Linked DNA regions of Mus musculus: region 1 is linked to region 2. Evidence: chromatin loops called from intact Hi-C (ENCODE). Cell type or tissue: gastrocnemius. All regions are shown on one strand. Links, peaks and the distances in the headings refer to the core of each region. The heading gives the core; the rest is flanking DNA.

The links. Hi-C counts contacts between places; a loop is a spot of excess contacts. Peaks named below come from ENCODE experiments on the same cell type or tissue, not always from the same donor. Only the 100,000 strongest peaks of a DNase experiment are listed, where the experiment ranks them.
Region 1: a loop joins it to region 2, with 5 times the contacts of the local background. A loop is called at or near these places in 3 of 42 quality-filtered maps.

What each region holds. Positions count from the first base shown.
Region 1 is chr9:21,023,517-21,037,955 of GRCm38, reverse strand. Icam1 (intercellular adhesion molecule 1) reads right to left here. Exons shown (of 7, transcript NM_010493.3): 3 at 12,098-12,412; 4 at 11,357-11,644; 5 at 10,621-10,878; 6 at 10,276-10,524; 7 at 9,142-10,185. The coding sequence ends at 10,010. Icam4 (intercellular adhesion molecule 4, Landsteiner-Wiener blood group) reads right to left here and starts at 8,524. Exons shown (of 3, transcript NM_023892.3): 1 at 8,133-8,524; 2 at 7,714-8,019; 3 at 7,360-7,574. The coding sequence starts at 8,502. The coding sequence ends at 7,462. Icam5 (intercellular adhesion molecule 5, telencephalin) reads right to left here and starts at 5,918. Exons shown (of 11, transcript NM_008319.2): 1 at 5,745-5,918; 2 at 4,600-4,869; 3 at 4,141-4,461; 4 at 3,122-3,409; 5 at 2,658-2,912; 6 at 2,314-2,562; 7 at 1,520-1,762; 8 at 1,162-1,440; 9 at 832-1,071; 10 at 112-375. The coding sequence starts at 5,826. It overlaps Mir1900 (microRNA 1900), which reads left to right and starts at 5,628; the gene lies at 5,628-5,705. In gastrocnemius, for the core only: a CTCF peak has its summit at 7,010 (motif pointing left); DNase peaks (open chromatin) are centred at 7,013, 8,425, 9,973, 10,346 and 4 more places; H3K4me3 peaks cover 4,645 bases; H3K27ac peaks cover 3,430 bases.
Region 2 is chr9:20,894,942-20,909,380 of GRCm38, reverse strand. It overlaps Eif3g (eukaryotic translation initiation factor 3, subunit G), which reads left to right and starts at 10,791. Exons shown (of 11, transcript NM_016876.3): 1 at 10,791-10,837; 2 at 10,957-11,003; 3 at 11,214-11,297; 4 at 11,405-11,493; 5 at 11,615-11,674; 6 at 13,161-13,265; 7 at 13,364-13,553; 8 at 14,185-14,292; 9 at 14,412-14,439. The coding sequence starts at 10,818. It overlaps Dnmt1 (DNA methyltransferase (cytosine-5) 1), which reads left to right. Exons shown (of 39, transcript NM_001199431.1): 36 at 96-291; 37 at 629-909; 38 at 1,420-1,510; 39 at 1,820-2,175. The coding sequence ends at 1,860. In gastrocnemius, for the core only: CTCF peaks have their summits at 7,714 (motif pointing left) and 10,686; DNase peaks (open chromatin) are centred at 7,714 and 10,740; H3K4me3 peaks cover 1,664 bases; H3K27ac peaks cover 1,931 bases.

The DNA of each region.
Region 1 (14,439 bases), core at 2,758-10,757, 130 kb before region 2:
CCTTTTGGTCTTGCATACAGAGAGGAGAGTGGGGTCAGACACCCCAAGGCCTAGGTCACTCCTTGGTGCATGTCCCTCGCCCCACCTCAACCCCAGGAGCCCGCCACTCACCGGCCACGCGCACTGTGATGCGCCGTGCGTGGCGCCCATGCGCATTGGTCGCTGCACACTCATACTCGCCGCCATGGCTGCCCATGGCTCCCGCCACGCTCAGAGTGCTATTGTTGCTGGAGAGGCCGAGGTTGAGAGCCCCCGGGGGCGCGCGCCAGCTGATCTGGGCTGGAGGCCAAGCCTCTGCGCGGCAGGTCAGAGTGAAGTTACCGCCCGGCCGCACGCTTGGGGGCGAGGCTGCCAGCTCAGCCACCACAGGCCGGTCTGCAGGGAGATGAAGACGCTGCTTAGCACTGGGCGATAATCAAACACCCTAGGAGGCCTGAGACCACCCTTCTTGGGATGGACGGGCAAAACTGCTGCCTCCCAAGACACCACCCACCCGCCACGGAAACAAAAGTGCTTTTGTCTTACTGAGATGGTTGGGGCTGGGGATTCAGAGAAGTCTCCCATGGCTGGGGTGGGCCAGAGAGACAGGGAGCCAGAGAGGGGTTATGTAATCTTGGGGGGCCTGTAGCCCCTTTGTAGACCAAGTTGTCCTGGACAGAGAGCAGGTCTGCCTGTCTCTGCCTCCCAAGTGTTAAAATTATGAGTGTTGGGAATAGCATATACAGCTTTGTGGGTGCTAATTGAGCACGCTATCCACTGGACTACATCCCAGCCCTCACGGCACTTTTCTAGCGGGCTCAGTCCTCTTCATTCTGCGCTGTCCTCACTCACATTCCACACCCACAGTGACCGTCCGTGAATCCGTGCCATGCGCATTGGTGGCCACACAGCGGTAGGTCCCCGCATCCTCTCGGGACACCTGTAGCCTCTCCAGCCTGGCGGCACCCTCCCTGGAGCAATGCACCCGTGGAGAGGGGCGGCCCCTGGCACTGCAGGCCAGCGCGGTAGCCTCAGCTCCTTCCAGCCAGGTCTGGTGACTCGGGCAACTGGATTCATCCATCTGTGGCGGCGCTGCAGATCAGCCACCATAAGGAGGGACGTCAGGGAAGGCAAGGATCCTGGGACACCCGGTACTTTCCGCCCACCTGGGCCCCTGCTCACACTCCGCGCTCACGACGACTGTTTTGACTGTGGAGCCGTGCCGGTTGGTGGCGTTGCAGAGGTAAATGCCCGGTGACAGGTTACCAGGGGTCATAGAGTTTCTAGGACCAGAGTTTGAGGACACCAAGGGCAACACTATCCCTTCGCTTGCACCCTCCGAGCCTACGCACTCCACACGTGGTTCTGGCTTCCCATCAACTTCACAGGAAAACAGCTTTCCAGATCCCTCTACCCACGTCCAGTTGCTGGGGCAGCCCAACTCCTCAAAACTGGGACCATCTAGGAAGCAGGGAAATAAGAGTTGACATAGAGGACAGAGGATGCGGGTGCGGACTTCTCTGCAGTCACCCCTACTCACATTCCACCGTGACGGCCACATTTTTGGCCGCTGATCCTCTGGCGTTGATGGCTTCGCATCGGTAAGTGCCGGCGTGCTCCCGGGCCACGCGCAGAGGCCCTTCCATGACTTCCTCCTTTCCAGAGCGCACACAACTCACGCTAGGTGGTGGGACCCCGTGTGCCACACAGCTAAGCGATGCCTCCGTTCCCTCCAGCCAAGTAATATGTTCTGGGCAGCCTACACTGTCCAGCGCTGGGGCATCTGGAATGGACTTTGGTTTTGGTTTTTTGTTTGTTTATTTTGAGACAGGAATTCCCTATGTAGACCAGGCTGGCCTGGAACTTGCTCTGTAGACCAGGCTGGCCTCAAACTCAGAGATGTGCCTGCCTTTGCCTACAGGGTGCTGGGATTAAAGGCGTGCATTACCACTGTTCTATGCCTTCGGGAGACAGCTTCTCACTCTGGCATGTACCATTTTACTTTTCTATTTACTCTGTACGATATGTGTGTGGGAAAGCATGAAAAGGTAGGCGTTCTCTCCTCCCACCTTCACATGGGTTCTGGCCATCACTTCAGGTGATCAGGCCCCTTTCCTGAGGTCTCAGGATGCTGCTGACTGATCCCCACAAAGCACTCCCCGGTACACTCTCTTGACTGCCTGTTTTTGCCAGACTGTACCCAGTCCCACAGTCCCACCTACACTTCCCTTCAGTGTTTTCCCAATCCCTGCAGAATCCAGCTTCTTTCCTGTCCGTATAGGCCCGTCTCCCCTAACTCGGTGAACTTGGGCATGCATGCCTCTCCCGACTCACATTCCACGGTCAGGGTCACATCTTTGACCGCCTGGCCTTGCCCATTGACTGCTGTGCATCGGTAAGTGCCTGCGAGGGCACGGGTCACTGGACCCAATAGGCCCAGCGCTAGCACCGCCCCGCCCTCAGGCCTTGCACAGTGCACCGAGGGCTCAGGGTTTCCGCGGGCCTCGCAGTGGAGGGTCTGCTCTGGACCCTCTGGCCACGTCCAGCTTCTGGGACAATCCAAGTCATCCAGGCGAGGTGCATCTGCGGGCACGAGGCAGAGGAGATAGATAAGGTTAAAGATGGAGCAGGTAATAGGGGCTTTGGAGGTCACAGAGATAGGGTGAGCATCCACTCACACAGGACACGAAGCTCAGAGCTCTGGTTTTTTCTTAGAGTTTCCCCGTCCACATCGAGGGCGGCGTCGCAGAAGAAGCCCCGCTTGTCATCGTTCTTTGTAACATTTAACTGGAGCTCAGCGGGCTGCCCCGGGACCGCAGCTGGAATTCCCTCCAGGGTGACAAGGGCTCGAGCCCCTGCCCAGCAGCTTATGGTCACCATTTTTCCCTCGGGGGCTTCTGGCTCACTCAAAGTCAGAAGAGGAGTCGGGAAGCCTGAGGGCGGAGAATTGGGTGGGGTTCACTCCCCACTCAGGTAACTCAACCCCTTCTATTTATTCATTTCCAGCTTCTACCTGCTCCTGCCCTGGAACTCTCCTGCCCTGCTTTTTCTGGTGTAGACGCCCCGCCCACTTTATTGGCTCCGCCTCTGTGAGACTCTGGTTCCAGCCCCAGCCAATGAAGGCCCCCTGGATTCCCCTTACTGTAAACAGTCAGGTTTTCCTGGGTCTCCCTGCTTTCGCCCCCGAGGGTCACGACGCACATCAGCTGTTTGGTGCCTTCCTGTTCTGCGCTTGCTGTAGCTGTGGCAGTGGCCACAAGGCTGTCCCCATCGAGGGTCACATTAGGATTGAGCCTCTGATCTCCCAGAGAGAGGTAAACCCCGGCTTCTGGGGCAGGAAACAGTCCATCCAACGTGCAAGTCACCGGCCTTTCTGAGTCCACTTCTAAGACTCGGGGAGCAATAAGACTCGGGGAATGTGGAGGCATGGCTGGGGCGGACAAAGAACAGGATTTGAGTTTATGAACTAAGCATTCAGTGTTGACAAGCCAATTTGCATGCATTGTTTGGTTTCATCCTAAAAATACAGAAGGGCGGGCGAGATGGCACCACAAGTTTAGGTGCTTGTTGTTAAGCCTGACTTGACTCGATCCCCAGGACCTACATGATGGAAAGAGAGAACTAAACTCCTACTTATCCTTTAACTTCCACACATGCACTGTGGCATGTGCATAAACGCATATACACACACTCTCTTTTTCTCTCAATAAATAAATGCATAAAGAAAAAGACCACAGAAGAAAGCACTTGGGCTGGAGAGATGGCTCAGTGGGTAAGAGCACCCGACTGCTCTTCCGAAGGTCCGAAGTTCAAATCCCAGCAACCACATGGTGGCTCACAACCATCTGTAATGAGATCTGACGCCCTCTTCTGGTGTGTCTGAAGACAGCTACAGTGTACTTACATATAATAAATAAATAAATAAATAAATCTTTAAAAAAAAAAAAAAAAAAAAAGAAAGCACTTAAGTTAGTACTTGTGTTGAAGCTGCTAAGCCTTTGGGGATCTAACTATGCAGCCCTGGCTATGTAGACCAGACTGGACTTTAAATGAACAAGAGTTCCGCCTTAGTTCTGCTTGGGCTGAGACTTAGGGCCTACACCACTACACTACGCCCCGCTGCCCTAAACTTAAAACCTGTCAGTTAGGGTCCATACTCACCAAAGGTACGGAGCTGTCTGGGGGCCGAGCTATTTGCAAACAGTCCCAAGCCGTGTGGCCGCAGGTCAAGCTCGGCGAGGCATGAGAAATTGACCCTGTGGTCCTCCCTGCGTGCCAGGACCCTGGCGGTGAGCATCGCACCCCGCGCTCGGGGTGGCTCGCCTACGAAACTGCGGCGAATCAGCTCCTGGCCGCCCCGCAGCAGGGTCAATGTGAGGCTCGCTCGGGGTCCTGCTCCCGGGACCCTGCAGCTCAAGGTGAAGTTCTCGCCCACTGGCTGCCAAGAAGGGAGCGGCACCAGCTCTACCCGATCCGGTCGCTCTGCAAGGGACCAAAACCTGGGCTTTAGCGAGCTGTAGTGCTCTCAGGACAAGCCTAGGAAGGAGGACCAGAGAACGGGTGGGCGGAGCTTTAGGGGGAGGTCCAGGGACCCAAGGGGCGTGTCCACACTGTACTCACGGAAAGTTCGGATGAGTCCACGCGCTTGGAGTGTGCGGCGCGCGCAGCGGAAGAAGCAGACCGGCTGGGTCTCAGGCTCTCGGATGTCCACCAGCTGCCGAGCCAGCCAGCGCAGACCCCTCTGGGTCCCGTTTCGGCGTAGCGAGGTCTCCAGGCCACCGCGCTCCGGCCGCGGACAGTTAGTGCTGCAGTTGAGCCACAGCGAGCCCCCGCGCTCCACGAGCGCCACGCGGGGCTGAAGGTCCGCCCAGAAAGGTTCTAGCGCGACCGCTGCCCAGGAAAACGCGGGCTCAGCCTAGGGACCCCATCTCTGAAATCTTAGTGGCCCCCATCTCCCAAACCAGGGGTGTCTGTAAGGACGAGGAAAGACCACCGCCAAGAAATAGCACGGGAGTCCCGCATCCCACTCAAGATTCGGGACTGACGCACTCTTAGAGGGGCGTCTCTGGAAGCCTTGCTGCCTATGGCAGAGATGGGGAAGCTCGGTGCAGGGATGGGGTCTCAGATGAACACATCAATAGTGAGGAGGAGGAGATTCCAATTTGGGGGGATGGGGAACCAAGTCACTCTTAAGACCCTGACAGGTCGTCAGGAAATGGGGGGGAGAGACACCGAGGCTGGGGGCGAAAGCAAAGTAGAAATGAGAGACTGAGTCAAAGGCTTAAAGGAGATTGTCCCCAAACTTGAGTAACTTGGACAGAAAGCCACAAGGTTAGATTCCGGGAAGGAACCGTGAGGAAAGCCCTAGAAAGCCGGTTGCCAGGGCTCCAGGTGGAGGGGAAACAGGGCCTCTGAGTTATGACAGTTGAGGAGATAGGGTCTTTGAGGATCATAAATAGGGATGATGCTAGTCTGTGAACCATAGGACACGACAGAGCAGGAGAGAACAGGAGAGCCACAGTGTCTCCTGAGCCAGGTTGGGTGCAAAACCCCGAATTCAGAAAAGGTGCTGGGTTCCGATCTGAAAGATCGAGGTGTGTTGGGGTGGAGGAAGGACAGGGAGAAGCCCGGAGCTCCAGGTGGTGGCAGAAGCGTGGGAAGCTAGAAGAGGGCGGAGCCTGGAGGGGACACCCGGGCCGCCCTCTCTGGTCCTTCAATTCCGCCCCCGCCTTATCCACCTGGCTCCGCCGGCGGGCTCTTCTTACCTGAGATGCCTAGGATCCCCAGGCCCAGGGCAGCCCAGAGGCCGAGGAGCGCTCGGCGCAGCCCTGGCGAAGGCCCCGGCATTGCCGCCGCTGCCGGGGAGGGGAGAGCACAGAAGGCGAGGGGAGCGCGAGTGATGGAGAGCGGGGCTGGGAGGACCGCGCAGCGCAGCGGGTGGAGTGTGGGGGTGGCAGAATTGCGCCCAGGGATTGGTTTAAACGTTGGTAACTTGGTTTCTAAGGAGGGGGCGGTGACAGAGGCGGTGATGGGGGGCGAGCTGACAGGAGGCGAGCGCGCACTGGGCTTCTCCAGGCCTTAATGCAGGCGAGCTAGCCAGGCAAGAGCGGTCCCCCGTGGGGGAAAGATCTACATGGAGGTCGGCCTAATGATCTAAAGCCTTCTGGGGGCGACCACGCTCTCCCGCGTCATCCCTGGCGAAGGAGGGAAGGGATGCTGAGAGGCCCTGCCCAAACACCCACCACCATAGGTATAGAGTCTGAGACAACGCGCTGGGTCTCCAAGCCACGCCCATCCTCGGTCCCTCCCACCAGCGCCTGTTTGAGCAAGGGTGGATGGAGAGGTTGCTTGTATTAGCTTGGGGAGTCAATAGTATGCAGGAAATGTGGTTCTAAGAGGAGAATGTGAGGATGCCTTCCTTAACTGAGGTTTCGTTTTGACCTCCAGCAGGCTAAGTATGGGAGCCACGCCCCTAAGACCTCCTCCGCGCACGCGGCGAAGGAAGAGGGGGATCAAGTGCCAGCAAGACTCGGACACGTGTGCGTGTGCGCAGCGTTCGCAGGCTTCTAAATTAGAGTCGACTCCGGCACCCGATCTTTATTTACCCAGAGTGCAGCGGGAATGTGTCTACAACGCTGTTGTGTGTCTAGTCTCTCAGCAGAGCTTCTGCGCCCTCCTCGCCAGGAGTGTGGCCGCCTCTACTGGGTAACTAGTGCGAGATTCTGCAATTCACGCTGGACCAAAAGATCAACTGGGGACACTTTGACCCCAGCTTTGACATCCCTCTCTACATACATACCAGACTCGGAGACAACAAGCACAACGCCAGGAAGCAAGTCTGTGACAGCTCACGTGGCCTGAACAATCATCTCTTAACTTGTTGCTATGCTAGATTTCCTATCTAGTTAGCCGCTTCCTCTACTACTTGAAGAAGGCCCCGCCTACTCGAGTGTTTCTACCTCCCCCCCCCCCCCCAATTAATGATAACCTTGGGGAATCAGGTCTAGCTCCACCCGCTGGCCTTCTCTAGTAACGCACAGGCTCCGTAGTGGAAAAGGAGGGAGGAGAAGGGAAACTTAGCCTCCAATCAGAGCTCCGGCCTGTATCAGCGGAGCCAATCAGAAAAAGCCATACCAAGAGTCAGCCCTGGAGGGGAGGTCAGTTTAGTCTTTCTGCCCCGCACAAATAAAGCTAACAAAACTCTACGCAGAGGAACTCGGGTTCTAGGACCCCATGCTGGCCTTGAAGGAGAAATTTCAAGGTGTTGTTTCCTCCAGTACTACCTCTAATCTACTAATCTTCAGCCCCTACGTAAGGAATTTGGAAAAAGTAAGGTACCTTAAAAAAGAAACCACTTTCTCCAAGAACCGTAAGGCAGAGACTGAGGAGGAAGACTTTATTGTTTCAATAAGAGTCTCTGAATTAATTACTCTGAAGTTCTTTTCCCCTCCCTCTTGTCAGGCATCGAAAACAGATCTATAACTAAGTCTGCACAGCCAGGTACTTGCGCACGTAGACAGCCCCCACAGCCAGGAGGATCCCCACCAGGGTTGCGATGGAGGTAGAGGCCAAGGCTATAGAGGCTGGGCTTAAAGCTGTGGGCAGGAGTGAAAATCAGGAACTAGGAGGTCTGAGGACCGCCAAGCGTGGAGCCCACGCCTGTTCTGCAGGCCCCCTTGGAGTGGCAACATCCCCTCTCCCGCACCCATTCCCTGGGATTACAGGATGCCTCACCGAGGACTGTCAACATAACAGGTGCCGAGCTGCTGCGCACCACTAGCCCGTCGAGATTGAGGCGCGCATGGCAGGTGAGTGGCTGCCAGAGGTCGTTGAGTCCGGCCCGCATCACGTAGGTCAAAGTGACATTAGCCAAATCTGAACCGGTGAAGCGCTCCAGGCTTTCATGATAAATCACTCGGCCACCTCTTCTCAGGCTCACCACCAAGAATCCCACTGGGAACACGTGTGTCACATAGCATCGCAGAGTGTACTTGTGGCCCACTAGGACCGGAGGCTCCAAGATCACGCTTCTGGGCCGTTCTAAGGCAAGAGAGATAAGGCCCACAGGCACCCCTTAAAGCAATTACCATCTATCCGCTTCCTCCACCCCTCTCCCCTCACCCCAGCCCGGCCTGAGCCCCGGTCTCCCTCACTGTAAGCAGTGATCCTGGCGGTGGCCTCTCGGGTTTCTCCTGCGCAAGTGACGACGCAGCGCACCTTGGAATTCCAGGCCCTCACATCCAGTAGCTGGTAAGATACCCAGCCGGATCCATTAACTATCTTTCCCTGCCGCAGTTGGGTGCGCAGGCTGGAATGCACCGGCAGGGGGCAGTTGTGGCTGCAGTTAAGCCACGCTGAGCCCCCGGGAGGCACGGCCTCTAGCTCTGGATTAAGACGCACCCAGAAAGGTGCTGAGGTCACGGAAGGCGCGGGAGGACTTTGCATCCACTCTTGCTGGGGGCTCCCACCCCTCGGATAGGCAGCCACCAGCAAAAGCGACGGGAGCAGAAGGGCAGACTCCATGGCACAAAGCCCGCGCTGAAGTGCGGGCGGAACGCCAGGGAGTTTAGGCTGGCCGCAGGAGATAAGAAGGCACCCTGGCCACGCCCCAGAATGGGCCTCGGCCGGCCCTGATGAAGATACCTGCCTCCCCTCCCATCAGACCCTACAATCAACCAAAAGCCATTGCACAGTTCTGGACCTGCTCTTTAGTTTTTACGTAAGCCCCAAGAAGTCTTTAAAAATTAAAAAATAAAATAACGCTTGGTGATGGCACATGCCTTTGATCCCAGCACTCCCAGGGAGGCAGATCTCTGTAAGTTCAAGGCCATCCTGATCTACACTGGGAAACCCTGTCTATCTAACGTAGATTTTACTAGACATGGCAGTGGCTTTGTCATTTAGTCCTAGCATTCAGGAGACAGGTTGGCCCATCTTTGTGAAGTCAAGGCCAGCCCATTCCACATAGCAGATTTCAGGACATCCATGGCCACAAAGAGAACCTGTCTCAAAAAAGAAAGGGGGTGGGGGTGGGGACCAACCTGATCCACAGACTCAGAGTTAGGGTTAGGTTACCAGACAACCCTGAGGCATTATGGGAGTCGGCAGTCCTTAGGGCTTTGCCTAACTGATGTGATGACTGTACACAAACTCACAAGACACTCAGGCCGACATAAAACTTTATTGATTCAAAGGAAAGGTTTCTGTGCTGGGAGGGGTGCTTACCCTCCCACAGCAGCTTGCACGACCCTTCTAAGGAGTTGGAACATTTCCTTCCAGGCTTTCTCTTTGAGGTGGAGCCGCCTGGGACCATGATTTCATGAGCATGAGGCTCGATTGTTCAGCTGCTAAGGCATGGTGGCTGACATTGGGAACAAAAGTAGGTGGGGAGGTGCTGGGACGCTCCAGGATGTGGAGGAGCAGAGAACCACTGCCAGTCCACATAGTGTTTATGTGACTGGTGAAAAAAGTCGACCCTTATGAGAAAAGCATCCTGACCAGTAGAGAAACCCTCGACCCATGTGATCTTTCCCCAGACTCTCACAGCATCTGCAGCAGGGTCCAGGCCATAACTTATACATTCACCTCCTCACTGATCTACTATATACAGGGTACTCAATAAATAGCTGGTAAAACTCTAAATTAATAAATACATCAAGAAGAGTTGGGGACAATGTCTCAGCTTTCCTGTGTCGGGGGGAAGTGTGGTCTTCTTGCTTGTGTCTACTGGATATCATGTCTTCCTTAGGCAGGAGCCCCTCAGCAGGGGCAATAGAGAATGAAGTCAGCGTTTCTTGGCTGAAGGTCCACCGGGCTGTAGGTGGGTCCGGGTCACACGTGTTCACAGTCTTGCTCCATCCACCGAGTCCTCTTAGCTCTGAGGCTACAAGTGTGCATCCCCCAGGCCACCATCCTGTTCTGTGACAGCCAGAGGAAGTGGCTGAGGGTAAATGCTGTCTACCATTCTGTTCAAAAGCAGCAGCAGCTGTTGCCCTGCAGGGGGTCCAGGCAGGAGTCTCATCCAGCAGGCTCAGGGAGGTGGGGCTTGTCCCTTGAGTTTTATGGCCTCCTCCTGAGCCTTCTGTAACTTGTATATCCTGATCTTTCTCTGGCGGTTATAAACATAAGAGGCTGCCATCACGAGGCCCACAATGACCAGCAGTACTGGCACCAGAATGATTATAGTCCAGTTATTTTGAGAGTGGTCTGTGTGGTAGAGACAGAAGGGAATGGTGAGACTTGAGGCCCTGGCACCTAGCCCACCCCTCATCCAGCCTTATATCCTGGGATACTCACACAGTACTGTCAGGTACACATTCCTGGTGACATTCCCATGGGAGCTAAAGGCATGGCACACGTATGTACCATTCATCTCCTGTTTGACAGACTTCACCACCCCGATGGGCAGCAGGGCACCATCTGCCTTCCGTCTGCAGGTCATCTTAGGAGATGGGTTCCCCCAGGCCTGGCATTTCAGAGTCTGCTGAGACCCCTCTTGCCAGGTCCAGTTCCCCAAGCAGTCCGTCTCGTCCAGCCGAGGACCATCTGGAGAAATAGTGTCAGAGACAGAGATCAGGGAAAGCTCCGAAGGCACATGGGGCAGTAGGAAATGACTATCACTCAGCACTGCAGCCAACTCACACAGCACGTGCAGTTCCAGGGTCTGGTTTTTAAACAGGAACTTTCCCGCCACCTCCAGAGCGGCAGAGCAAAAGAAGCTTCGTTTGTGATCCTCCGAGCTGGCATTCAGTGTGAATTGGACCTGCGGGGTGGGTGGCCTAGGCTCGACGCCGCTCAGAAGAACCACCTTCGACCCACTGTGGGCTTCACACTTCACAGTTACTTGGCTCCCTTCCGAGACCTCCAGCTGGCTCAGGGTCAGGACCGGAGCTGAAAAGTCTGGGAGCGGGACACACCGTGAGCCCCGCCCAGTGCAAACCCCCGCCTATGACCACTCAGCCTCAAGTACAAGATGGACCTTTAGTGTCAGCCCCAATCTCCAGCACTGGCCATCCAGGAACTGGGCCTAGCTGAAACTAGGCCTTCTGAAAGGCCTAGCCCCACACTTTTTGAGACAGGGTCTCATTGTGTAGCCCTGGCTGGCCTGGAACTCATAAGGACTCTACCTACTACCTCTGCCACCCTTGTGCTGGGATTAAAGCAGTGCTAAGCCTCCCTTCAGTTCTCTCTCTTGAAAGTGCCACCACAGGCGCTAGTCGTGCCCCTGGTGCCAGTCCTTACTCCTGAATGAGCTACCAAGTTAGGCTACGCCCCCGAAGGGCCCACCCTTGTCAGTCCTACCCCTTTAGTACCCCTCCATTGGGGTCAGTCAGGTCTCAACATCGCTATCTCTGGACTAAGCCCCGCCCCTTCTTACTGTAGACTGTTAAGGTCCTCTGCGTCTCCAGGATCTGGTCCGCTAGCTCCAAAACGCAGCGCAGCGGCAGGGTTCTGTCGAACTCCTCAGTCACCTCTACCAAGGCAGTGGCTGACACAGAGTCACTGCTGTTTGTGCTCTCCTGGGTCGGCATCTGGCCTCCCAGCTCCAGGTATATCCGAGCTTCAGAGGCAGGAAACAGGCCTTCCAGGGAGCAAAACAACTTCTGCTGGGTGCCCACCTCCAGGAGGTCAGGGGTGTCGAGCTTTGGGATGGTAGCTGGAAGATCTTGGGGGAGAAGACAGGCATGAGCAAGTGGAGTTCCGGGGTCTGGGTTGTTTTTTTTAACAGCAACTGCCCAGCCACCTCCAGGGCCGCAGAACAAAAGAAGTGTTGTTTGTGATCCTGGAGGCTGCCACTCAGTATGAGTTGGACCTCTGGGGTCCACCCCACACACCACCCTTTTTCTTTCTTTTTATTCATTTATTTGCTGTGTATATATGTATGTGACTCACTTGTGGAGGTCAAAAGACAACTTTCAGGAGTCAGTTTCTCCTTTGGAAGCTGGGAATTGAACTCAGGTCATCAAGCTTGGATGCAAGTCCCTTCCTTTACCCACAGAGCCAGCTCACCATCCCCAAAACTCCCACTATCTGGATTACTATCTTCTCAGCACCTTTCCCCCATTGCTGGGGTCTTCTTCCTCCCAAGAACCCACTTGCCCGCTGTGAAGGACCTCACCGAAAGTCCGGAGGCTCCTGGCCTCGGAGACATTAGAGAACAATGCCAGCCCTTGCGGCCTGAGATCCAGTTCTGTGCGGCATGAGAAATTGGCTCCGTGGTCCCCTCTGCTAGCCAGCACCGTGAATGTGATCTCCTTGGGGTCCTTGGGGTGCCCACCCACTGGCTGGCGGCTCAGTATCTCCTCCCCACGGAGCAGCACTGCTGAGAGCTGGGTCCGCGGTGCTCCACCATCCACGTGGCAGCGCAGGGTGAGGTCCTTGCCTACTTGCTGCCAGGCTGGCAGAGGTCTCAGCTCCACACTCTCCGGAAACGCTGCAAGGAAACGGGGTTGGGGATCCTGTAAGCTGGACTGCCGTAGACAGACCTACACCTGCCTGAAGACTTCAGTCTCCCCCAAACATGCCCCACCACGTAAGCAGCCAGGAATGCAGAGAGCTTCGGGGAAAGCTAGGGAGGAGGTCAGGAGTGTTTGCACAAGGATCGTCAACCATTCCCAGCAGCGGTAGCTGAGAGGTTGAAATACACTCCAAAATCTATCATCAGGAGACTGCAAATAAGTAGGAATATATATGTATCTGGGTGTGCGGAAGGTTGAGGGGGTGGTGGCCCAGTTTTAGAGGACTTGCCTACTAGACAGGAAGCCCTGGGTTGCATACCCAGTCCCACAAATAAGATTAAATTAAATTAAATGGGCCAGTGAGATGGCTCAGTGGGTAAATGTGCTTACCACATAACCTAAGTACCCAAATTCAATCCCTGGATCCCAGGCTGGGCAGCAGTGGCAGAGGCCTTTAATCCCAGCACTTGAGAGGCAGAGGCAGGTGGATCTCTGTGAGTTCGAGGCCAGCCTGGTCTACAGAGTGAGTTCCAGGACAGCCAGGGCTACACAGAGAAACCCTGTTTGGGAAAACAGACAATCCCTCATGTAAACTTGGACAAAGAGAATAGCTCCACAGAGCTGTCCAGCCTCCATATGCTCACCCGGCACGCAGGTGTGCACTCGCACGCCAGACACACACAATAAAAACAACAAAGGAGCCGGGTGTGGTGGCTCACGCCTTTAATCCCAGCACTCGGGAGGCAGAGGCAGGCGGACTTCTGAGTTCAAGGCCAGCCTGGTCTACAAAGTGAGTTCCTGGACAGCCAGGGATATACAGAGAAACCCTGTCTCGAAAAACCAAACCAACCAACCAAACAAACAAATAAATAAATAATAAAGAAGACAAAACAATAAAAGCTGAGAGTGGTGGTACAGTCTGTAATTCCAGCCAAAGAAGGAGACTGGCAAGGCTGAGGCTAGCCGAGACTAAGTGAATTGAGGTATGCAAAACTAAGCTGCACTTGTGTCAAAACTCCAAGACTAATCCATGAAATCTTCACGGTAACAAAGAGTGGGGTGTGCAGGTCCAGGACCAATTCTTGATTTTGTGAGATAGTAGTTACTGGAGACCCTGTTCCCAAATTAAAAAGAATTAAGGTTGTACCTCCGTGGTAAAACCCCTCATAGAATCCCCCAGTGAAGGACCGAGGGTGTGGTACAGTAGTGGAACCCCAGGGCCATCACTAAGCTTTGACCTCTCTTCTCAGCCTTACTTTTCTTTCTTCCTTTCCTATATTTTTCCTTTCCTTTTTTTTTTTTTTTTTGAGGTAGGCTCTCACATACTGTAGTTAGCTTGGCCTCAAACCTGTGTCTACCCTGCCTTAGCCTACCCGGGAGTAGGGATCACGGGCCTATAGCACCTTGTCCAGCACAGAGTCTTCTATTAGGTAAAGATGCTGTAAATTAGGTAATATATGTCTTTAATCCCAACAGTCAGAAGGCATATCTCTGTGAGTTCAAGGCCAACCTGGTCCCCACATCAAGCTATGTAGAGAGTCAGTATTTAAAAATAAGTCATATATTACAATTCTATAAATACAGTGTATAGTGGTGCACCCCCCATTCCCTTAATCTCAATACTTCGGAGGCAGAAGCAGGAGGGATTCTGTGAGTTGGAGGCTAGCCTGGTCTACAGAGTTCTAGCTCAGCTAGGGATACATAGTGAGAATCCTATCTTAAAAACAAACAAACCAGGCCGGACATGGTGGTGCATGCCTTTAATCCCAGCACTTGGGAGGCAGAGGCAGGCAGATTTCTGAGTTCAAGGCCAGCCCGGTTTACAGAGGGAGTTCCAGGACAGCCAGGGCTACACAGAGTAACCCTGCCTTGAAAAAAATCCAAAACCAGGGGGCTGGTGAGATGGCTCAGTGGTTAAGAGCGCCGACTGCTCTTCCAAAGGTCCTGAGTTCAAATCCCAGCAACCACATGGTGGCTCACAACCATTCACAATGAAATCTGA
Region 2 (14,439 bases), core at 3,801-11,800:
GTTGTGTGGTTGTCTCTTCCTGACAAGATCTGAGCCTCTAGGTGCCCTTCTGTGCTTCCAGAACCGGGTTTCAGCTGGGCTTCTCTTTGTTCTAGGACATGAGCCCACTGGTGGCTGCCCGCATGCGGCACATCCCACTGTTCCCAGGATCAGATTGGCGTGACCTGCCCAACATACAGGTGCGGCTGGGAGATGGCGTCATAGCCCATAAGCTACAGTACACCTTTCATGATGTGAAAAATGGCTACAGCAGCACCGGTGCCCTGCGTGGAGTCTGTTCCTGTGCAGAAGGTGGGACCCCAAGCTTTAGTCCCCCCCTTCCACTTGGTCTTCCCGAAAAACAAGAGTCTCCCTTATGGCAGCCCTTTGTGAGGGCTGGCTGTTCAGTGGGGCTTCCTGGGGTTTTGTAGCCGTCCCCATTCAACTCATCTACGTGATAAGCCAGAGGCCTGGCCACACCTCCGTGCTAATTAAATGGCTGCATGGTGTGAGGTTACAACAGCGTAGGGGGGCCCAAATCAAACACCCGTAAGAGCTCCCTTTGGAAGCCCCTCTGCAGAGATGAGAGATGAGATGCCTCAGTCTCTGGCAGCAGCCTTGTCCATAGCTCAGTGTTCCATTGCAACAGGCAAGGCCTGCGACCCTGAGTCCAGGCAATTCAGCACCCTCATCCCCTGGTGCCTGCCGCACACTGGGAACCGGCACAACCACTGGGCTGGCCTCTACGGGCGTCTGGAGTGGGATGGCTTCTTCAGCACCACTGTCACCAACCCTGAGCCCATGGGCAAGCAGGGTCGGGTGCTCCACCCGGAGCAGCACCGGGTCGTGAGTGTTCGGGAATGTGCCCGCTCCCAGGGCTTTCCAGATAGCTACCGGTTCTTCGGCAACATCCTGGACAGACACCGGCAGGTCAGTTCATCACCAGAGCTTATCATCGAGTGGCCTCAGCTCTCACATTGGGGGTGGGGGCCACCGCTTTCGAGTCAGGTTGTGTAACAGAGTATGGGTCAGCAACAACAACACTGGCCCAAATGTGCCCTTTCTACACTGGCTATTCCTGGTTGGGAATTGCTGTTGAGAAAAAGGCCCGTGCCAGAAACATCGACCTGACCTGGGCTCCATGCAGACCATTCCCATGTTCCAGACCCTTGGCTCCTAATGGGACTCACATTGGCTCTGGGTGGGTCCAGATTTTGCTTCCAGACTTTCCTAAAGCTTTTAAAAAGTTCACTGTTAGCCAGGTGTGGTAGTGCATGCCTTTAGTCCTAGCACTGGGGAGGCAAGCAGGTGGCTCTAAAACTACCTGTTAGTGACCTGAGGGTGTGTGGACATCACAACAAGGGCTGTACCACAAAGCCCAGGCCACTGGTCATGGTCCGGCCACTGGTGAGCCTGGTGTTACGTCCTTCCTTCCCGCAGGTGGGTAATGCTGTGCCACCACCCCTGGCCAAAGCCATTGGCCTGGAGATTAAGCTCTGCCTGCTGTCCAGTGCTCGGGAGAGCGCATCAGGTACGTGCCCCGTTCCTCGTGGGCAGCTCTCGTCCCTGGGGCCTGTGTGTGCCAAGTCCATACAAGGTTAGAGGAGTAGGGCCAGGGCAGATGGCACAGGTGTGAGCTTCTGTTGACTGGTCAGTCCAAGTCAGCAGGCACCGATCTCAAGGGCTACCCCAGCACCTACGTGCAGAAACATCCGGGAGCTATGTCTCAGTCCTGAATGTTTCCAGCGGTGTGCATGTGCTCAAGACCAGCCGTGAGCGAGCGCCTGCTGCCGCGAGCGCCTGCTGCCCTGTTCTCAAGTGACTTTTCCTTTCTCCTCAGCTGCAGTTAAAGCAAAAGAGGAGGCTGCTACCAAGGACTAGTGCTCTCACCCAGAGCCCCACGTGCACTGATGTTTTTAACCCTTTGAGCCCCATCATTTGAAGTCTTGTGCTCAGTGTCTGTGGCCATGGCTGACACTAAGCTGTTTGTATGAGGTTTGTTTTGTGACCAAGCTGTGTAGTACTTTGTGCATTCTGAATTTTAAGGTTTTTTTTTTTGTTTGGTTTGGTTTGGTTTGGTTTTTTTCTTATCCTGTATTCTATCAGATCTGCCACTGTGCAGGTGGCAAGTGAGACTTGATGTAGTTTTATATGTTGTAATATTTCTTCAAAATAAAGCGCTTCTGTCAAGCACCCAGCTAGTGATTGAGTTCTCTGGCAGCGTCCCCCAGCGGAGGGGGGAGGGGCTCGTGCTTTACGGTGTCCGTGGACCAGCCACTACATCCACCTCGGTGGGATACTTTTCTGTGATTCAGTTCTGCCCAGTGAAAGGCAAATGGAACTTTCTAGTAGGTTTTCCCAGAAAGCCTCTTCGGATGGTCTTGGCTAATCTCCACGGACACTTTGCCCTTTTTGTTTTGGAGTTGACCTTTTATTGTGTGTCTGGTAATAAAGCAGCCATCCTGCGATCATTCGTGATGACATAAGACCCGGATCATGGAGCAAGAAGAGACCATGACTAAGCCGCCCTCAGAACTCCTGTCTCTGCCCTGTGTGCAGAACTCCAGTTGGCTTAAGACCTAGAAGAGACTCCTGGGTCCTGGATTATGGCTCAGCACATACCTTTTTGATATATTGTGTAACCATGTTTGACCCTTATGTTCACTGTGTAGCTCAGGCTGGACTACAAGTTGTGGCAATCCTCCTCCTTCTAAGGGCTACTGTACTGGACTAAATATAGCAGTAATTTTTTTAAGGCGCCTCTATGTTGCCCAGGCTAGCTCAGAACTTTGTTCTCTTGCCTATATTTATAACTGTACCACCACACAGATCATTTGGAAGATGTGCTTCTGTGTAAAGGGTAGCCTGTTTGCCTCTGTGGAGCGGCTGCTGCCTTTCAGCAGGGCTGTAGGCTGTCTTAGGAGTGAGGTTGCGGGTCGGCCTCCATGCTGGCATCTTGTAGTGGACGTGTGCCAGACTTCCACCTCTCCACACACTGGCTTCTCGGGTATGCTGGGGATGGGCCCAGTGCCACACTGCCAGCTGATCAAACCCCCAGCTCTGTAAAGTTTCCTATGTCAGAATTTTATAGTATGACGTTGGAGGTGGCTGGGTGCCACAGCTCACACGTGGAAGTTAAGACAACTTTGAGTTGTGTACTCTTCCACCTGTGTGTGGGCTCTAGGTATTTGTTTGCCAGGCTTGCACATCAACACTCAACCACTGAGCCATCCTGCTGCTCCAGACTTGGGGGTTTGCTGTTTGTATTGAGTTAGAATCGTGCCGTGTTGCCTGATGTCGTTTCTATTACTGTGAAGACACCATGACTAAGGTGAGTTACGTAGTGAGTTCCAGGCTGGCCGCAAACTTGTGTATTCACCTGCCTCTGCCTCCTGAGTGCTGGGATTAAAGGTGTGCACCACCAGGGCCTGGCTGTGTGACTTATTGATGAAGAAACTTCTATTTCCACTAACCGAGTTGACTGAACATAGAAGAGGAGGCCGAAGAGTTAGCTCAGCAGTTAAGAGTCATAGCTGCACTTACAAAGAACCTGGGCAGCTGGCCAGTGGTGGCGCACAGCAGCACTTGGGAGGCAGAGGCAGGCGGATTTCTGAGTTAGAGGCCAGCCTGGTCTACAAAGTGAGTTCCAGGACACAGAGAAACTGTCTTGAAGGAAAAGAAAAAAACCAAAATACCTGGGCTTAGTTCCTAGCACCCCACATAATGGTGGGGTCCCCGGAGTCTGGCACCCTCTTCTGACCACTGTGGGTGTGGGTACAGCAGTCATGCACACTGATGAAAAACACATTTTAAACTTTTTTGAGCGGGTGGAGATCTGAGTTTGAAGTCAGTTTTTGTTTAAAGATGGAGTTCTGAGACAGCCAGGGCTACTCAGAGGCCCTATCTCTAAAAACAACTCTGAGATAGTCATATATATATATATATCTCAGGTTGGCCTTGAACTTCTTCCCCTCCTGCCCAGGTCATCTGTGTGGCCACAGATGAGGAAGGAGCCATTGCAGCCTGCTGGGCTCACACTTGGGTGTACAACTCCAGGCAATGACTTTCTAGAGTCCGTTTCTGCCATAACTCAGCAGGGAGGGCAGAGCTTTGGGAGCCCTCTTCGTCCACACCGACCTGACAGGCTGGTCCCACGCAGGCTCACTGCTGATACTAAAGGCATGTCTGCAATGGCTATCTAGTCCTGAGGAAGCATCGAGGCCATTCTGCTGCTTACATTCTCCCACCCCGCTCTCGGGCTCAGGGACGTGCCATAGAAGTCGTGCTTAGGGGTGCCTAAACTCAGTTTCCATCAGTTAAATTGCTTCATATTTCCTCTTCTTGTTATTCCACTGTCCTAACATTATTTGAGTTTTTAACTCTAATGAAACATTCCACTACATATATGATCCAACTTTTTAATTATAAATTTTTGTTCCTTTTGCTCCACAAAAGGCTCATCTTAAAGGCTATTCATGTTAACTTGTGTTGTTATCTCTTTTGTAAATTTATAGCCACAGGAAACCCAGACACTCAGATCTGACCAAATAGACTCCACCCAGATAAGTACCTCTGCCCAAAGCTCCCACTTACTACCTACTCCAGAGGGTAGGACTCCTCTGGGTTTCAAATGTACATCTTAAAATTTCTTTCTTCCAAACGTACCTAATCTCTCTCTATAATAAATATATTGTGTTTGAGCATCTTGTCAAGTCCAGGCGCTCACTACATCCAGGACAGCTCCAGAGAAGCAGCCTCCAGATGCTCCATCTCCTGTCTCAGACACAGACGCTTCTCCTGGACCTGTTCCTTCTGACCCGTCCTCAGATGGCTCCACAGACCCCGGACAAGGAAGCAGCCCACTCTCCTGAGACTGGGCAAACATCCCCACACCCATCCCTCTAGGTTCCCGAGAGACAACGTCACCCCAGTGTCAGCAGGAAGCAGCCAGCTATCACAACGACCCTATTTCCGCTTTGCCATCACATCTTTCTAATCTTTTTTAGTTAAACCAAAATGGGAGGAATGTTAGCACTCTGTCTAAACTCCATCCCACAGTTACCTGGCAACAGCCAGGTAGGCCTGACCCACTATAAAGGGGGCTACTTGCCCCCTCCTCCCTCTCTTGCTCTCTTGACCTCTTGCTCTTCCCTTCCTGCTCCCGCTCTGTACCCTCCCTCCACATGGTCATGGCCAACCTCTATTCCTCCCTTTCTCTGTCTCCCTCTCTCTGCCTCTACTACCCTCTTAACTCCCCTCCCCATGCCCTGAATAAATTCTATACAGTTGTGTGACTGGTCCCTCAGCGGGAAGAGATGCCTTGACATGGGCCCACTGAGACACCCTCTTCCCCTATACCTCACTGCACCTCCATAGAACATATCCCCCTTCTTTTTATAAACACATCAACTTGTTCTACGTACCCTGAGCAACCTTGAGCAATGCCTACCTACCTCCACTGTCCAGGCCAGGCGTTCTCTCGTTCTCACTTGTTGCACAGGCTGGCCTTGAACTTACTGTCATCTGGCTGCCTTGGCTTCCTGAGTGCTGGGGTCATTGGTGTGAGACTGACCTGAGACAGTTTATGCTAGTTGTTTTGAGACACGTCTCATTTTGTAGCTCAGGCTAGCCCTGAGCTCATTTATGTATCCTAGGCTGTATGCAGGTGTGAGGCACTATTTCCAGCTGCATTATCTGTTTCAAGGGATTCGTCTAGTATATGCCAAAGGGCTGGGCGAAACAGCACTGTGTTTCTTTTAAAGGCAAATACCTAGAAGTGGGTGGAATGCCACAGGATCTGAGAGATCCATCAAATCCCTGGTAAATGCTGCAGAATTACATTGGTTTTGAGATAGTCTTCTGTATGGCCTGGACCGTTCTCAGACTCGTGTAGCTGAGGCTAGTCTCGACCTCCTGCCCCCCCCCCCCCCCTTCTCAAGTACCAAACTAACAACCCTGCCTCTCCACCCCCACCACACATTCACACCCAGCCTCTAGAGGAGTGAAAGGGAGCCAGCATAGAGGCAAAAAACTCAAGCCTCAGATCTGCCTCCTGAGGGGTAGTGCATGGCGCCAGGCTGAAGGGGAGTTTGAGCCACAGTGAAGGGAAAAGCTTCAGTAATGACATGATGCTCGGGGACAGGGCAAGGGCCACAGCAACACCTGCAGCCAAGCTTAATGTGTGAGTTAGATCCCTTGAGCCCAAATGATGGAAGATGAGAACCAATACCTGAAGGTTATTTTCTGATCTCCACTAACCAACCACACAAAGTAAATCATTTTAAAGATTTATTTCTTTATTTTATGTATATGAGTACACACCAGAAGAGGGCATCAGATCCCATTACAGATGGTTGTGAGCCACCATGTGGTTGCTGGGAATTGAACTCAGGGCCTCTGGAAGAGCAGTCAGTGCTCTTAACCACCGAGCCATCTCTCCAGCCCCACAAAATAAATTTTAAAAAAATTTTTTTTTTGAGACAGGGTTTCTCTCTGTAGCCCTGGCTGTCCTAGAATTCACTTTGTAGACCGGGCTGACCTCAAACTCAGAAATCCGCCTGCCTCTGCCTCCCAAATGCTGGGATTAAAAGGTGTGTGCCACCACTGCCCGGCTTAAAAAATGTTTTAAAAACGTGTTTTAAGGGTCAGGCATAGCAGACGCCCCTGATTCCTACACTGTGGAGGCAGAGGAATGTGGATCATCACTGTGAGTTCAAGGCCAGCCTGGTCTACACAGTGATCTCTTGCTTTGTTTTGCTTTTCAACTACTGAAGGACTGAGCATGGTGGCTCATGCCTTAATCCCCAAACTGGAGAAGCAGTTGATCTCTGTGAGTTAGAGGCCAGCCTGGTCTAAATAGCCAGTCCCCAGACAGGCGGGAGATAGACACCGTCTCCAAAAGAAAACAGTCAAAAGCCAACTGTGGGAGCCATGGGTTGCAAGCCTCCTCCGTGCAGTGCTCCTCCATGGCCTCTGCTTCAGGCTTTAAGTTCCTGCCCTGGCTTCGTTCAGCATAGCACTACAAGCTGTAAGATAAAATGAGCCCTTTCCTCCCTAAGTTGCGTTTGGTCATGGTGCTTATCACAGCAAGAAAAATCTGCCTAAGACGGCTTGCCCAGCGTGCACTGGGGCTCAGCATGCACTGGGCTCCACTTGTAACATGAAATAAACCAGCCGGGACAATGTTTGCCTGCCATCCTAGCACTGGGGAGGTGGAAGTAGGAGGAGCAGTAGCTTGAAGTCGTCCTCAGTTGCGTAGCGAGTTTGAGGCCAGCCAGAGCTACACAAGACTGCTCCCCAGAGAAGGAGCAACACTACTTATTTATCTATGGGTTTTCACTGTGCAGTGCAAGCGGCCTCTGGAGGCTCCCGGCTCCTACCCGAGCTGATGACAGGTATCCGCAGCTCCTCCCCTCCACTGCACAGCCTTCTAACTGTCAAGTCTTTGCATACAAATTGCCACCTGTCAAACTACTAGGTTCCAAGGAGAAATCCTATCAGTATTTTAATTTTGTACCTTTAAAAACCACCTGGCCGTTTTTCTTTTCTTTTTCTTTTCTTTTTCATTACAAACAGGATGTTACTGTGTAAGCCAGGCTGGCCTTGATCTTGAGGTGGCACTCCTGCCTCAGCCATGTGTGTGTCCCCAGTGGGTCCTTTCTAAAAGGTAGCTTTGCAGCTGGGGTTCTTTCCTTGGTCCCCAACCTCCTTCCTTCTCACTGTCCTACTCTGCCCTCTAGTGACAACTGCAACAAGTTTTTTTCACAAGAAAACACAGGCACCCCAGGAAACCTTACTTAAAGTGACCGTGTTCTCCAGCCGGGAGGACGGAGACCTGGAACTAACTCTTCAGTCTGTTCTTTGTTTGTTACTTGACTCACGACCCCACTCTATTTCCTCATTCCCAGCTGAGTTCAAACTCTCGGATTTTCTGCCTATGCCTTCCTAGCACTGAAACTGACCATTTTGTTTATTGTGTCCTTAGAGAGAACAACAGTAAAAACCAAATGTAAGTTAGTTAACCAATTTCCTTTTAAGGCCATACCATCCTTAGATGTTGCCTGACCTCCTCTGATTCTATTACATTTTGTGTGTGTGTGTGTGTGTGTGTGTGATTTTTCAAGACAGGGTTTCTCTGTGTAGCCCTGGCTGTCCTGGAACTCACTTTGTAGACCAGGCTGGCCTCAAACTCAGAAATTTGCCTGCCTCTGCCTCCCGAGTGCTGAGATTAAAGGTGTGCACCACCACGCCCGACCCATTACATTTTTATGAAGCGTTGTCCTTCTTAGCCCCGAGGCCTGGCTGGGAGCTGGGAGCAGGGACATTCAGCCTCTGGACTGAATCCTGAAGAGTCTCACAGGATTTCTTCAAGGTCGAAGTCCATCTAGAAAGCAGCTATTCATTCTGATGTTCACCCTAGATCCTCTGATTCTACAGGGGTCCCACTACGATGCAGTGTGTGAGAACAGGCCACAGCATAAGTGTGGGGCTCAGGGTACAACCTGCTAGAGTTAGTCCTCTCCTTCCCTCAGATGGGTCCTAGGGTTGAACTCCAGGCAGCAGGCTTGTGGAGAGTGCCTTCACCCACTGAGCCATCTTGCCAGCTTAAGATACAAGTTCTAAGTGTTAGGAGTATAGGTCAGTATTAGTGTGCCCAACTCCCTGCTTTCCGTTCCCCACCAGCATCCCAAACAGACACATGGACTTGGAGTGGATGTTCCTACGGCAGAGAATCTGATATAACCTCCACTTACTTGACAGGAGCTTAGCACTGGAGAGAGTTTAAGGTGGCAGGAATAGAGCTTGCAACGTTTTTGCAGCTAAGGAGGTACTGGGACCTAGGTAAAATATTAAGGCCTAGATAAAATGTCAAGGCCTAGGTAGCCTACTTGGCTAGCCTACCATTATAAGGAAACTTTCTCATATGTTTCTGCTGTTACTAGGAAACTTTCTAATGCCAAAACTGATTACATATTCTGTTATGCCCTGTGCCCTTGGAAACCAATCATGATAGAAGTTAGTAGAACTTTTTTGAATAGTTACCCATAATAAGCTTTGACCTGAACCAACCACCCAGCAGCACTTACTAGCCATATATAAATTTTTATGGTATTTGTCTGTATAAGCTGTCCCTGGGATGGACTCCAACATAAGAGAGAAATCTCTGGCCTGGAGAGATGGCTCAGTGGTTAAGAGCTCTTCTAGAGGTCCTGAGTTCAATTCCCAGCAACCACATGGTGGCTCACAACCATCTGTAATAGGATTTGATGCCCTCTTCTGGTGTGTCTTCAGACAGCTCAAGTTTATATAAATAAAATAAATAGATGAGAGAGAGAACTGCACCAATATAAGAAACCCTTTGGAATAAGACTTCCATTTTGAGTAATGACTGAGTAAAGTTTAAGTTCCCAAGACCTCCCTGGAAACTGGCATCCTACTTGGCAGAAAGACATGTGCGTGGGTAACTGACAACCTGGTTGGCACATTGAGACATGAATGTTCAACAAGGAAAGTCTCTTGCCACCGTTGAATACCCAACCAATGGGAGCAGGATACGTGTAAGGCAAAACCATGTTCCCAGGTAAACCCCCCATTTCTGAATCCTGATTGGTGATGTGACTTGGCCCAGATGTTTGTGGATTTGAGGCTTAAAAACCCTGCAGGATCTTAAGTCAGGGTCACAGTTCAGGTCCTGAATCTGGACTGTGGCCCTGGTTAACCAGTCCTGACATGTATGCTCAATAAAGTGCCTCTCTCTGACTGAGACTGGGGCTCGTGTGGTCTGTGAGGGGACTCCTGGACCACAGCAGGAGGCTGGCTGCCAAGCCTGAAGGCCTGAGATCAATCCCAAGACCCACATAGTGGAAGGAGAGACTGTCTGCAAAGTGTCCCCTGACCTCCATGTGTGCTATGTATGCACAAGCATGCTGTCTTCAAATAATACAAACGCACAACAAGGTTGTAGGATAAACCCTAGCATGCTACACAGCAAAGGAGGCACAGGAGACCAGGTGGCCTCTTATTCAAAGAAAGGACGTCTTAGCACAGGACAAAAGGGTTTGGTCTGAGTCTGTTTCTTCTTCAACAAACCAGAATCCTGGTATCCTCTAAACGATGTGGGGCGAGGGCATTCTTGATACACGTGCTTTTCAGCCAAGCTTGTTGGCACACAATTATAGCCCCAGCTATTTGTGAATTCCTTGCGTTTAGGAGTTCAGGGGCAAGCCTGGGGAACAAAGCAAGACACCTTTAGTTTTGGAGACAGAGTCGCATGGAGCGCAGGCTAGTCTGGAATCCACGAGGTAGCTGAAAATGGCCTTTAACTCATAATTTTCCAGCTTCCACCTCCAGCACTGCGATTACTGATGGCTGAAAACTAATTCTCCGGGAAGAGGGAGAGAACGAATCAGTTCCGGGTGTGGCGATTTCATGTTCATATTCCCAGCACGGACGAGAGTAAGGTGGAAAGACAGCTATGAATTCAAGGCCACCCTGGGAATACTGCTCGTGAGCCTGTACTTTCAGCCTTTTGGAGTTGAGACAGGATTGTGAGGCTATCCTATCTATAGAGTGAGACACTCACGTCTAGCCCCATTACCCAAAGGGGGAAAAAAAAAGTTTAAAAAGTTCTTTGAAGCTTTTTTTTGGACCCCTTTTCCAGGTTGGATCTCAGCGCTTTGCGGTGCGCGAGAGCCGCGTGTCCACCTTTGTCCGCAGGGAGGCGCTGTGCTCACCGCGGTCTGGCCGCTCTAGGCTGCGGCCGCGGCACCGGAAGCCTCTTCTACTCCGGCTTCCTGTCTTTACCCGGGCTGGGAGCTGCGTGGAGTTAAGACTTCGAGATGCCGACTGGCGACTTTGAGTATGCGTGGGGTGGCGATGGGGTCGCCGGGGAGGCCGCGTGGGGGCTGCTCTGGGGTGCGTGGGGGTCTGGGCGGCGCGGGGGGCCGGGACCCGCTCACCAATCTCCTGTCCCCGCAGCTCGAAGCCCAGCTGGGCCGACCAGGTGGAGGAGGAGGGAGAGGACGGTGAGTGCCGAGCGTGGCCGCGCCCGCTGCCTGTTCCCGGGGCCCACGCTCCGGCTAGGGCCGCGCGTGGCCAGCCCCACCCTCGCCCTGCGCTGTGCCCCCGGTGCAACCCGCAAACACACAACACACACACACACACACTCTCTCTCTGACTTGAAAGTTCCCGTCCCGTGGCTCACTCTACCTTCCTCCCCGAATTCCCTCTGGCAGACAAATGTGTCACCAGCGAGCTCCTGAAAGGAATCCCTCTGCCCACCGGGGACACCAGTCCAGAGCCCGAGTTACTGCCCGGAGGTGAGCAGTGTCCATCCCTGCCTGCTTCCTCTTCCCTTCCGACTCTCAAGCCTACTTTCCAGCCAGTCCCCATTACCCGGGAATCAGTTTCTGTCATCTTCCTCCAGACCCGCTGCCACCTCCCAAGGAAGTCATCAATGGGAACATAAAGACAGTGACTGAGTACAAGATAGAGGAAGATGGGAAGAAATTCAAGGTGAGGTCGAAGTGGACACATAGGGCCAGTGCCTTTGTGTTCAGGGGTTCAGGTGGAGGGGTGTCAGTGGCTGAGACAGGGCCTGAGGCTCTGGAAGCACTCCTCTCTTATTCATCTTCAGATTGTCAGAACCTTCAGGATTGAGACCCGGAAGGCATCAAAGGCTGTGGCAAGGAGGAAGGTGAGATTCTACCTCATTTGGGGGGTAGGGTGTTCTCTGGGGCTGATCCTGAGGAGTTGGGAAGCCCCTTTTTGTTGATGTGGAGTAAACGTTTAGTGTTAGGCCTTGAAAGGTTAGGGCCCAGGAGTAGATGAAGTTAGATGCTTTATTTATTCATTTACTTTTGTTTTTTTATTGTTCTCCTTTTGTGTGCGGATGTGCGCAGCATCATCCCCCCCAGCACATGGCACAGCATACTTTTGGTTTGAGCTGGTCTCTCGGTATTAGGAACTAGACTAGGCTTGCTGGGCACTAACAGCCCCAGGGACCCTGCTGTCCCCACTTCCTGTCTGGCCTGCACCGGGAATGCAAGTTTGCCTCTGTGCACAGTGTTTGACTGTGGGTGCTCGGGGTCAGAGTCTGACGGACACTTGTGTGACAGACACTGTACTGAGACATACCCAGCCCTCTTGGGTTTTATTGTTTGTAGTTTGTTTTTCCAGACAGGGTTTCTCTGTGTAGCCCTAGCTGTTCTGAACTCACTCTGTGGTCTAGGCTGACCTTGAACTCATAGATCCACATGCATTAGGATTAAAGGCATTGCCACCATTTGCTGGCTTGTTATTTTTGAGAGGCTCTAGCTCTGGTCTTCATTCTAAATGCTTCTGCCTCAGCCTCCTGCATCCTGACCTCCATTCTCTCTCCTTTGACCTGTCTACATGAAGAAGCAAGCAGCCTCTACTTACCTAGGGGGGAGGGCTTGTAGAGGAGGGACAGCGACGCTTGAGAGCAAGGTCCCGTGCCAGCGTTCAGCAAGACACAGCTTCTCAGGCTCCAGGCCAGCTTAGGGAGGCAGGGAGCTTTGTGGCCCCTGTTTTACAGGCAGGAAATGAGTTTCAGGTTTAACTGGCTCGGTTCCTAAGGTCTGGGTGATTCCTCCTTTGTCCCTGGTGGGAGGCTGGCCATGGAGCAGCCCAGAAACTGCCAGCGGCACAGTGGAGCCCTGTACTCAACCTTTTTTTTTTTTTTTTTTCTCAAGACAGGGTTTCTCTGTATAGCCCTAGCTGTCCTGGAACTCACTCTGTAGACCAGGCTGGCCTCGAACTCAGAAATCTGCCTGCCTCTGCCTCCCTCCCAAGGGCTGGGATTAAAAGCGTGCGCCACCATGCCCAGCATGTACTTAACCTTTTATATGAGTGTTAGAAAGTGTACTGCACGTTTTCACACGAGCTACCTTACCAGCACCTACCTCAGATAACTCAGGCTGGTTTTGAGCTTGCGTGTCTTGAGGTCCTCCTGTTTGCACCTGGCAAGTGTTGGGGTGACAGTTGTGTGCCACTGTGTTTAGCTTAGGGAATGGGGATTGTCACCATTACCACAGGGAAGGCCTCTAGAGAGACTAGATCTTCGGATTCAAGGCCCCGGAATGGTTGTCTGTCTGGGGTACCCACTGCAGGATCCTTCCTGTCTTTTCCTCACTTCTCCCCATTGTTTTCTGGGAGCCCAGAATTGGAAGAAGTTTGGCAACTCGGAGTTTGACCCACCGGGGCCCAATGTGGCCACTACCACAGTCAGTGATGACGTCTCTATGACATTCATCACTAGCAAAGAGGTGAGCTGGGTGAAGCTGGAGCCTGAGAAATGCAGTGGGGGTGGTGTGGGCCGGGCCCAGCAGCCTCCTCTGAGCCTTCCCTCCCTATACCCCACCAGGACCTAAACTGTCAGGAGGAGGAGGACCCAATGAACAAGCTTAAGGGCCAGAAGATTGTGTCCTGCCGCATTTGCAAGGGCGACCATTGGACCACCCGTTGCCCCTACAAGGACACACTAGGACCCATGCAGAAGGAGCTGGCTGAGCAGCTCGGCCTGTCTACTGGGGAGAAGGAGAAACTGCCAGGAGGTGTGGACGTGGGGACCTGGGAGGGTCTCAGCTGTTCTGTGGTAGTGTGCTCTTCTCTTCCCTGCATTACCTGTGGCCAAGTTTGAGTGGCTTCGGGCATGGTCATCCTGATGTGTGACTGATAGCTTACTCTAACTTGGGTATGCGTGCGTGCATGCGTGCGTGTACATATATACTCTGTGTGTGTGTGTGTGTATGTGTGTGTGTGTGTGTGTACATATATACGCAGTGTGTGTGTGTGTGTGTATACACGTATATACTCAGGCAACATCCACCATGTATGTGCTGGGCTCAGTGTGGCCATAATCTAATGTGTCCTGTGGGGGTGGCTGCCTCTTGTGACTTGTATGGAACTTTGCTTCTCACTGTCATGGATGAGTGGCCTAGGGACATCCTCACTGTTGTGTGCCTGTAGTCGGGATGCTGCCGGGCTGGTGGTGTCCAGCGCTGGGGCTCTGCAGTGCTGGCTTTGTTGTGTCTGCCCTGTGGCTTGTTCACTTTGCTCGTGACACTAGCAGAGACTTTGAAGAGTGGTAGCTTCCTAGATGTGATGTTTGGGTCACCAAAGGATGACTGGGTGTCTGTACCTGGGGGCTGGGGCAGAATAATCCTTCCGTCTGCTGCTTTCCAGAGCTGGAGCCCGTGCAGGCCGCCCAGAGCAAGACAGGGAAGTATGTGCCCCCCAGCCTCCGGGACGGGGCCAGCCGCCGTGGGGAGTCCATGCAGCCAAACCGCAGAGGTGAGGAGGTGGGAGGCCCGCCCCCGGAGGCAAGGGCTGTGAGTACTCCTGCAGTGTGGGCGTGGGGTCCAGCGGTGGCACCCTTCTCACTGCCATCTCCCCCTGCCCTGCCCACAAAGCTGACGACAATGCCACCATCCGTGTCAC